Linked DNA regions of Homo sapiens: region 1 is linked to region 2. A link is an interaction called in ENCODE POLR2A ChIA-PET data of the cell type or tissue named here. Cell type or tissue: PC-9. All regions are shown on one strand. Region 1 overlaps UVRAG (UV radiation resistance associated). Region 2 has its middle 6.1 kb from the start of MAP6-AS1.

Evidence for each region. ChIA-PET counts read pairs that join two places held together with the same protein. Peaks named below come from ENCODE experiments on the same cell type or tissue, not always from the same donor. Only the 100,000 strongest peaks of a DNase experiment are listed, where the experiment ranks them.
Region 1: POLR2A ChIA-PET joins it to region 2 with 5 read pairs; 2 of 35 experiments call an interaction of 5 or more read pairs at or near these places.

Annotation. Positions count from the first base shown.
Region 1 is chr11:75,854,984-75,859,983 of GRCh38, reverse strand. All of the region lies in intron 2 of UVRAG (UV radiation resistance associated), which reads right to left. Among named protein-coding and RNA genes, the nearest start is that of UVRAG, 42 kb to the right of the region's middle. In PC-9, no CTCF peak of the experiment used is centred here; a DNase peak (open chromatin) is centred at 2,883.
Region 2 is chr11:75,574,615-75,579,614 of GRCh38, reverse strand. No RefSeq gene overlaps it. Among named protein-coding and RNA genes, the nearest start is that of MAP6-AS1, 6.1 kb to the left of the region's middle. RefSeq lists a silencer at 1,317-1,485 and an enhancer at 2,608-3,108. In PC-9, CTCF peaks have their summits at 1,879 and 2,078; a DNase peak (open chromatin) is centred at 2,934.

The DNA.
Region 1 (5,000 bases), 280 kb before region 2:
AGAGCAAAACTCCATCTCAAAATAAATAAATAAATAAAACTTTGTTACCTGGCTGAATAAATCAAACAAAACAATTCGCCTTCTCCAGCAGACCCTCAAAATGAACATGCCAATGTAAATGAAGAGAGTTTAACAAAGGAGCCATACAATTTGGAAAGAAATTGCTGAGTATGAGGTTATTTCTAATATGACAAACATGAACCTACACTGTGTAGCATTCTATTGCATCTAAAATATTATCAATAAAATTTATAGCACAATATAAAAAAATGAGTGAATGTAGAGTTAAAAAAAAATAGTTCCAGTCCTCAATCTACCTCAATCTTTGTGACCCTGGATAGGTCAATTAACCTTTATGGCCCACAATTTCTTCATCTTTCAAAGGAGAATGACACCTGGAATATAATAGGGTTGTTACGAGGCTGAAATAAAATAATGTATTTAAAATATTTTATAATTTTTATTGTTATTGTTTAAGTTTTATTGCTTAAAACAAAACCTAAAATTATTTAAAACAAAATTAATAAAATTTTATTAATAAAATTGTTTAGTTTTTTTCCATTCAATGTGAGTAAAATCATACAAGGAAATTTTCTTTTTTTTTTTTTGAGACAGGGTCTCACTCTGTCACCCAGGCTGGAGTGCAGTGGCGTGATCTCGGCTCACCGCAACCTCCGCCTCCCGGGTTCAAGTGATTCTCCAGCCCCAACCTCCTGAGTAGCTGGGATTGCAGGTGCACACCACCACCGCCCGGCTAATTTTTGTATTTTTAGTAGAGAAGAGGTTTCGCCATGTTGGCCAGGCTCGTCTTGAACTCCTGACCTCAAATGATCCACACGCCTCGGCCTCCCAAAGTGCTGGGATTACAGGCGTGAGCCACCACACCCAGCCTAAATTTTCAAAAAGATATCATTCAAGACCTACTTCTACATGAAAAAGACCATTAAATATAAATATTTCTCTATGTAGCCATGCTAAGACGGAAAGAAACAAAGCAATCACAGATTGCAGAGTATGTTTCAAGTGGCATATTTTGGCTGTTCTGCAGCATTCCATTCATTCAACAAATGCTTAAGTGCCTCATCCTAATACTCATAGATATGGTGTATCTATTCAAAGCAAAACTATCTCCTACTATGAATGTGGACTCATAATAGGAGAAATACAAACTTAAGCTATACTGCAAAATTATTTTTCACCTAACAGGGTGGCAAAAATTCAAAAGTTTGCATAGGCTTGGTGGTTGAAGCTGTGGGGAGAAAAGCACTCACACATAAAACAACTCCCACGGAGGGCAATTTCGCAATATCTACCAAAACTTCAAGTACACATTCTCTTTGTCCTAGTAATTCCACTTTATGAAATTTACCCTATCAATATACTGTCACTCATACAAAACAATGTATTATAAAGTTATTCAATGCAATACTGTGTGTATAGCAAAAGACTGGAACAACCTAAGTGTCCACCAATAGGAGCCAGTAAATAAATTATGGTGTATCTATTCAATGCAAAACTATGCAGAAAAAAACAAAATACAGGGATGCTGTCTATGAACCAATATGGAGAAAACCCTAAGACAGTAAGTGAAAAATGCAAGGTACAGAAACATAAATAGTATGGTACACTTTGTGTAAAAAAGAGGAGAGAAAGGAATAAGAATATTTGTATTTGTACTTGTATTTGCATAAAGAATCTCAGGAAAGACAAACAAGAAATGAGTAACAGTGGTTATCAGGGTGGGGTAGAAAACTAGGGTGACAGAAGGCTGGTGAAAGGGAGGCCTTAATATGAACCTTTGTATCTTTATATATATATACACATATATATTTTTTTTTACCTATTAAAAAATTAAATTAAAAAGACAAAAATATTTGAAGGCCTAGTATGTGTCAAGCATGGTTCTGCAGTTCTGCATATTGGGGACAGAGCAATAAGCAAAAGTGACCTGAAAATCTCTGCCTTCATAGAGTTTACATTCTAGTGGGAAGAGACATACAATAATCAAATAATTAAACATATAGTATGTCAAGTGATCTTAAGTACCACAGAGAAAAATAAAGCACAGAAGACAGAGGAGAATAATCACAATTTATAAAAGGGTTAGTCAGTGATCAAGGAGACTTTCTCTGAGAAACATGTGGAATAAAGACCTGCAATTCAGAAGGAGCAGAATTGAAAGGAAAAAAAAAAAAAGGCTGAGTACAGTGGCTCAGGCCTGTAATCCCAGCACTTAGGGAAGCCAAGACGGGTGGATCACGAGGTCAAGAGATCAAGACCATACTGGCCAACATGGTGAATCCCCATCTCTACTAAAACTACAAAAATTAGCTGGGCGTGGTGGCATACACCTGTAGTCCTAGCTATTCGGGAGGCTAAGGCAGACGAATCGTTTGAACCTGGGAGGTAGAGGCTGCAGTGAGCTGAGACTGCACCACTGCACTCCAGCCTGGGCAACAGAGCGAGACTCCATCTCAAAAAAAAAAGGGGGGGGGAAAAAGAAAGATCTGCAAGAAGGTGGAAGCACTAGTCACGTGAATAAGTGAAGGAAAAGTATCCAAGTCAAATGGCAAATGCAGAGGTCTTTAAGTTAGTTAAAACCAATGCATTCAAGCAACAGCTACAATTTCAGCTAGCTGGAACACAGACAGCTGGAAGAGTAGCAGAAAATGAGTTCAGAGAGGTAACCAAGAACCAGATCATGAAAGGCCTTCTAGGAAACCATAAGGATTTTAGCCTTTTCTGTGAATGAGATGGGAAGCCATGGGAGGGTTTTGAGGAGAGAAATAAAGGGATGTGACTTTCATTTTAACAGGATCTCAGTTGAGAACAGACTGACGGAGTTGCATGAGCAGACAAACCTGTTAAACGTCTACTTCAACAATGTAGTTAAAAGATGACTGTGGTTTGAAGATAGCAAGAAGTGATTAGGTTATGGATATATTTTGATAGTAAGAGCCAAAAGTATACGCTGAAAGACTGGATGTGAAATGTAAGAGAAAGAAGACAATCCAGGATAACTCCAAGTTTTTGGCCAAGGAAATGGAGTTGCCATTTTCTGATATAAGGAAGAATACAGGAGATGGATCACAGCTGGAACATCAGAAGCTCAGTTTTGAACATATCAAGTTTAAGTTACCTACTAGACCCCAAATGGAGCTGTAGAGTAGGCAACTGGATTACAGGGGTATGAGTTCAGAGGAAAGGTCAACAGGTGACATTTAAAACTTGAAGACTTGACCCAGGCTTGGTGGCTTCTGCCTATAATCCCAGCACTTTGGGAACCAAGGCAGGTGGATTGCTTGAACCCAGAAGTTTGGGACCAGCCTAGACAACATGGCAAAACTCGGCTCTACAAACAACAACAAAAAATTAGCCAGGCATGGTGGTGTGTGCCTATAGTCCCAGCTACTCGGGAGGCTGAGGCGGGAGAATCACCTGAGCCCAAAAGGTTGAGGCTATAGTGAGCTGTGATTCTGCACTCCAGCCTGGTTGACAGAGTCAGACTCTGTCTCATAAAAAATAAATAAAAATAAATAAAACTATGAGACTTGGGTAAGATCACCAAATTAAGTAATATAGAGTTCATCTTCTGATGTATTCAAGACAGTCGGTATTCCAGGAGAGGGCAGGCATTTACATTTCATGGGTAAGAAAATAACTATGAAAAACAAACTTAAGGGCCGGGCACGGTGGCTCACGCCTGTAATCTCAGCACTTTTGGAGGCCGAGGCAGGCGGATCACGAGGTCAGGAGATCGAGACTATCCTGGCTAACACGGTGAAACAAACACAGTGAAACCCCGTCTCTACTAAAAATACAAAAAATTAGCTGGGCGTGGTGGCGGATGCCTGTAGTCCCAGCTACTCGGGAGGGTGAGGCAGGAGAATGGTCTGAACCCAGGAGGCGGAGCTTGCAGTGAGCTGGAATCGCGCCACTGCACTCCAGCCTGGGCGACAGAGTGAGACTCCGTCTCAAAAAAATAAAAAATAAAAAATAAAAATTTCCAATTTTAACAAGAACCAAGTTTAGAATCTATCCATCCATTAACACAAGGCTTTGTTCTCTGGGGATATAATAACTAGTATTTGATTGGAAATAAGTAAACAATCTCCTAAAAGCACTACAAGAATGTCAAAAGTCAAAAAATTTCACACATCTCTTCTTAAATTTTACACATATCTTCTTTGGATCTGCTGTAAATTTAGCTGAAATAAAAGAAAAACTTAGAAACCAGCATTTCGGATATTCTTCCAATAAAAAACTGTCTTCTGACACTAAGAAATGTTACCACTAAACAGGTGGTATGGGTGGTTCATCAAGAAGAGTCAATTGGTCTCTTATGATGGTTGTTCTATACCAAGGACCAAACAATGATCATCAAATATTCACGTTTGTCATAATAGGTCCGACCAACAAGATACGACAGCACTAACTAGAATTACTAAAGAAAGGGCTTCCCAGCTCCTCCTATGGTAGTTAAAAGTTTGTAAAGCCCAACAAAGTTCATGAATAGGCTTCACTCAACCATGACATTTTGGAATGGGAGGAATGCTCAGAAATCACCAATCCCTTCATTTTAATGATAAATTAACTGAAGCCCGCAAGAGGGAGTAAATGCCCTCAAGAGGCTTGACAGCTAGTGCCAGATTCAACAGCAACACCAGACCCCGGACTTCCCCGTGCTCTGTCACCAGCTATTCCCTAACTGTGTTGAGGATTGGATTGAGATATCTCATTGAGATAACTTCAAAAAACAGTCAATGACAACTCCTAAATTCAAGATATAATCTGAGCTGGAAGAGAGAAAAAACAAAAACAAAAAAGGCACTTTGCTTTCATCATATCTCTAGACAAGTTTTTTAACATGATCTTCAACCAGCCCCATGACTATTCTTTTTAGAAAATACTATTATGATTATTATAATTCTAATAATAATTGCTATCATTTTCCAAATTCCCAAAATGCGCTAAGTACTGGTGTTAATTACTATTATCAG
Region 2 (5,000 bases):
GCACAGACCAAATAGATGAGTTAAATGAAATGTGACAGAAACCACCTTTGCATCTTTCAAGTCTTTGATGGTGGCACAAGTTCCTGTTACTCCCCAGAATTTATTATTGGTGTATTATTTTGGTAAGAAGGAGGAGATTGAGGGGTTTCCACTTGATCATTTTGCCATAATTACGCTTATTCCACAGGTCTGGAGGCTCATGTATGAATTCTACCTGTAATTCCAATTATATATCATGAAAGTAAAAAAAAAATAATAATAATTGCAGAATGGGTTCAGGGTCCCACTGCACTTGGGTCAAAACTCCAATTATTACCTGACCAACCTGAGCCTCTACACAGCAGCTTTCTGGGTCCTCAGGAATTAACATTAAATAGACTTAACATCCACTAATCCCTGAAAAATTTGAGTATTTTCTTTCCACAGAGCACAGTTTTCTGGCAAATGGCCCAGGACCGTTTGCAGAAGGCTGAAGGAATGATTTACAGTATGTATCTCTGGTGCTATTCAAGGGGCTTTTCTGAAGGGTACTGGCCTCTCTTTCATTCTAGGGACTTTGGGTGAGAGGTTGAGATCTTGTTCTTAGTGGCTCAAGTCAAGCTTCCACTTGCCAGCTCTAGAGGGTTTGTGTTTGTTTGTTGGTTGTTTTGATTTCCTGTTTCTGTTATAGAGATTAAGGAGGGCCAGGTGCGGTGGCTCACACCTGTAATCCCAGCACTTTGGGAGGCCAAGGTGGGTGGATCACCTGAGGTCAGGAGTTCAAGACCAGCCTGGCCAACATGGTGAAATCCTGTCTCTACTAATAATACAAAAATTTGCTGGGTGTAGTGGTGCATGCCTGTAATCCCAGCTACTAGGGAGGCTGAGGCAGCAGAATCACTTGAACCCAGGAGGTGGAGGTTGCAGCGATCCGAGATCGCATCACTGCACTCCCATCTAAAAAAAAAAAGAGAAAGAGAGATTAAGGAGGACCTTAAGAGCTGCCCATCTGTTTGGTCTCCTTGGTCTTATTTGGTCCTTGATTGATCAGCCTTTGCTGAAGACATCTATGGTCAGAACATGCTTATTGCCACCTGAGGTCTGATGTCCTGGGTGGTCGAGTGCTGCTCGCCCTCTGCTCCCCTGGGGTCCTATCATTTCCACTGAAATCATGGAGTCCATTTTCATGGCAGCATCTCCCACCAGTATGCCGAGCCCACAGAGAGCAAGTGCTGCAACATGCTTCAGAGATGCTTCCCTCACTCATGTGTTTCTGGGTGCCTTGGTGAAGGGGGTCTTTCTGTACAAGAGGAAGTTAGGCATGTGGAGCTTAGCCAAGGAGAGGGAGTGGGCCACACAGGGAACAGTCACCTCAACATTCCTCCCTCCCTTGGTCTTTGGATTGCATCTTCTATATTAAAACGAGGAACTTCTGGCATCTCAATTTCAATGAGCACAGGCCTTGATTGAATCCAGGAGTCAGTCAACCAGTTAAGCAAACAAAACCACTCCTAGCTGCTCACACTGGCACATTGAATCTAGAATCTCAGCTAAATGTACCTATATTAATAAATTCAGCCCGGTGAAAGTCATATTCCTCCGTCCCTGGATTAGCACCCACAGAAAACATTCTGATATACGCTATCCAGATTTTTGCTGATATAAGTTAGCAAAATCTTGCAATTCTTTTGATGTGTGTGCTGCCTCCTCCCAGACTTGACTCAGGAATTAGGCAGGCAAGGATCTATCCATGATGGGGCTGGAGACAACGTGAGTGGGGCATGAAGAGAACTGGCCTCTCCTCAGGTGACAGATGCCCACCATATTATGCTCCAGAAGAGGAGTCTAGTTTTCACGCTTTGAATCTGGGTTGGCCTGATGACTAGCTTTAACCAGGAGAATGTATTATAAGTGACATAATGCAAGTTGCAGAGCCCAGGCCTCAGATGCTTAGCTCCTGCCTCCATTCTCCCGGAATCCTGAGGTCACCGTGCCATGAAGAAACTGGGAAGGAGGATGCTGTAGACAGAGAGGCCCAGCATCAGCCATTCCAACTATCCCAGCTGAGCCCAGCATCCAGTGATTGCAGTCATCTGAGCAAACCCAATTAAGTCACTACATGTGGAGTGGCCTGTTACTCAGCAATAAATAACTAAAACGCTGCAGGATAACTTCCAGGCAAGGTCATTGCAAGATCTTCGGGCAAGGCAGCAGGAGCCTCCGCAGGTAGAGGAGCAAGGACTGCTTCTGCCACTAGGAGGCGCGGTGGAGTAGATGTTGTTGGGGCGGGGGCGGGGGCGGGGGCGGGGGGGGGCCTCTAAATTGTCCATATCTTCCCATATGACACTGTCTCATTCTCATCGAGGTCAGTGCCCTAAGTTTCACCTGAGACAGAGCAGTCCTATGAATTCAACTGATAAATTGACTACGTAATTTGGCAACGGCAGCCTCAAATTCATGTCTTAAGAAATCAGAAGGCTGGGTGCGGTGGCTCACACCTGTAATCCCAGCACTTTGAGAGGCCCAGGCGGGTGAATCACGAGGTCAAGAGATTGAGACCATCCTGGCCAATATAGTGAAACGCCCTCTCTACTAAAAATACAAAAATTAGCTGGGTGTGGTGGTGCGTGCCTGTAGTCCCAGCTACTTGGGAAGCTGAGGCAGGAGAATCTCTTGAACCTGGGAGGCGGAGGTCGTAGTGAGCCGAGATTATGCCACTACACTCTAGCCTGGCAACAGAGTGAGTCTCAAAAAAAAAAAAAGGAAGTCAGAAAATGTGGCTCAGTGCACTCTCCTCTGCCTGGAGTTTCCCCTGCTGAGCTTGGGACCTCTGCTTACACCAAGAATGGGTAAATGGAGAAATGACATGGAAAAAAAGAAAGGAAAAGAGCTGTCCACTTCTCAGCGTGGGTCTTTTCAATACAAAGCCACTTCCTCATTCTTGCTGGAGCAGCCAGGCGGGTCAGTGTGAACTGGGTGCGCCCCGAGGGATGGGGCACTGGAGACGACCACGTGGTGGGGCTGAGCAGACTGAGAAAAGTCACACTTGAGAAAACGGAAGACGGCAGCAAGATGCATGAAGGATGGTGTGTCTCCAGGGCACCTGAAGGGATGCTGCTGTGCATGCTGTCATGCTTCTGTCTAGGGGCCTGGAAGGTTCCCTGGGGGTTATAGTATCCTTTGAAATAGGCCTCTAAGGATGAGGGGGCTCAACAGGCAGAGATGGGAGGGGCCTGGGACCAGGCAGAGGAGACAGCATGGGCAAATGGGAAGGGGAGATGGTGAGAACTGAGAGGGGCTGTAGAGTTAGCGGGAGTGGCGGGACAGAGGATTGGGAAATTCAGAGGGATTGAGTGGCGAGGGCCATCTGTCCTGCCTCTAATAATGCTCACTGACCCTCTGAGTGCCTTATCCAGGGGGTTCCCATCATGTAGCAGTTCAATCCTCCATCTCCCACTTCAGCCCTCCTCACCACCCCCCTCCCTGTGTTCCACGATCACCCTGCCCATCGCAACTGCTGCACCTCTGTTCCAGCTGTTCTTCACATCTGGAATGCTTCTTTCCTTCTTGTCGTCCAGCTCCAGCCCCTTCTTCCAGGAGTCTCCCCTGACACTTCAGCCCAGCCTGAACCCAAGGCACTGTGGCATAATGGAAGGGGTCAGGCTTTTTACAGTTGCAGAGAGGTAGGCTCAAATCCCAGCTCTGCTGTATGATTTTGAATCACTACCTTCTCTTATTAGTAACTACTAATAATGTTTATTGGCTATGTATTTGCCAAGTACCATGGATTACCTCATTTAACTTTCACCACAACCTTATGAGGTAAGTACTGTTATCATTTCCACCTTACTACTGAGGAAACTGAAGCTCAGAGAAGGTAAGTAACTGACCCATGGTCACACTGCTAGGAAGTGGCAGAGCTGGGACGCCCGTCAGGTCTGTCAGGCTCCAACGCCTCTGCTGCTAAACACCACAGCTCCCACTAGACTGCTTCCTTAGAAGGTGCATTTATTAGGCGCCTCCTGTGTGCCGGGCATTGTGTTAAGTGCGGGGATGCAGCAGGACACAGGCAGACAAGGGCATGCTGTCGCAGAGGTCACAGCTGGAGTGTCAGGACAACAAGCCCCGTGCTGCAGGGACTGGGGAAAAGATGGGTGACCGCCCCCTGCAAACTGTGGAGCATGGAGCTCACACACGTCAGTAACTTCTCCTTCCTCTACAGCCAGGAAACCTGGGTTCCCATGTGAGCCAAGCTCTGTCACTGTCCTGCTGGGTGGCCTTGAGCTGGTCACTTCCCCTCTCTGAGCCCCAGTTTTCTTGTCCATAACATGGAGCAGTAATAGCTACTCTGGAGGGAAGTCTGAAAAGTAAATGAAATCATACATGGCAGTGCCAGGCACACAGTAGGCACTCAGGAGAAGGCTAATCCGCATCCACATCTGGGACCCGCACAATCCAACAGGCTTATTATCTCCCAAGACTTTAACAAGCACCAGGGTGAGAATAACAGGGTAATCCCTCCAATGGCCTCCAGGCAGCAGGAAAGCTCCACACAGGGCAGTGATGGGGCACTGGGGGGCAGCAACACTGGCTGGACCAACCTCTAGACCCCACCCCACCCCTAACTCACCCACCTCTGCCACCTGCACTGCCACTCACACACCAGCAACTCCAGTCCTCACGGACGGGTGTTTGAGATGCAACAGCACAGACCTCTTACCACCCTCCCCACCTGAGTCAGGATGGAGGAGCGTGGCCTCAAGACCCCCTTTGGGTCCTCTCGGTGGCCCCACACCCGGGCCTGGCTTATTTTACTGCCCATTCCCACTTGGTGGGGGAGCTGTCACAGGCTGAACTTCAGGGCCAGGAGGCCTGGGTTCCAGCCCAGTCTCTGCCTTCTCTGAGCTACACCTTGTAAAGTTAGGATGACTTCCCACCTAACGGGGCTATTGCAAGGATTAAGAGAGATGGATACAGATCGTATGCAAGTTAACATGCCTTCATTACTAGAATCTGTGCTC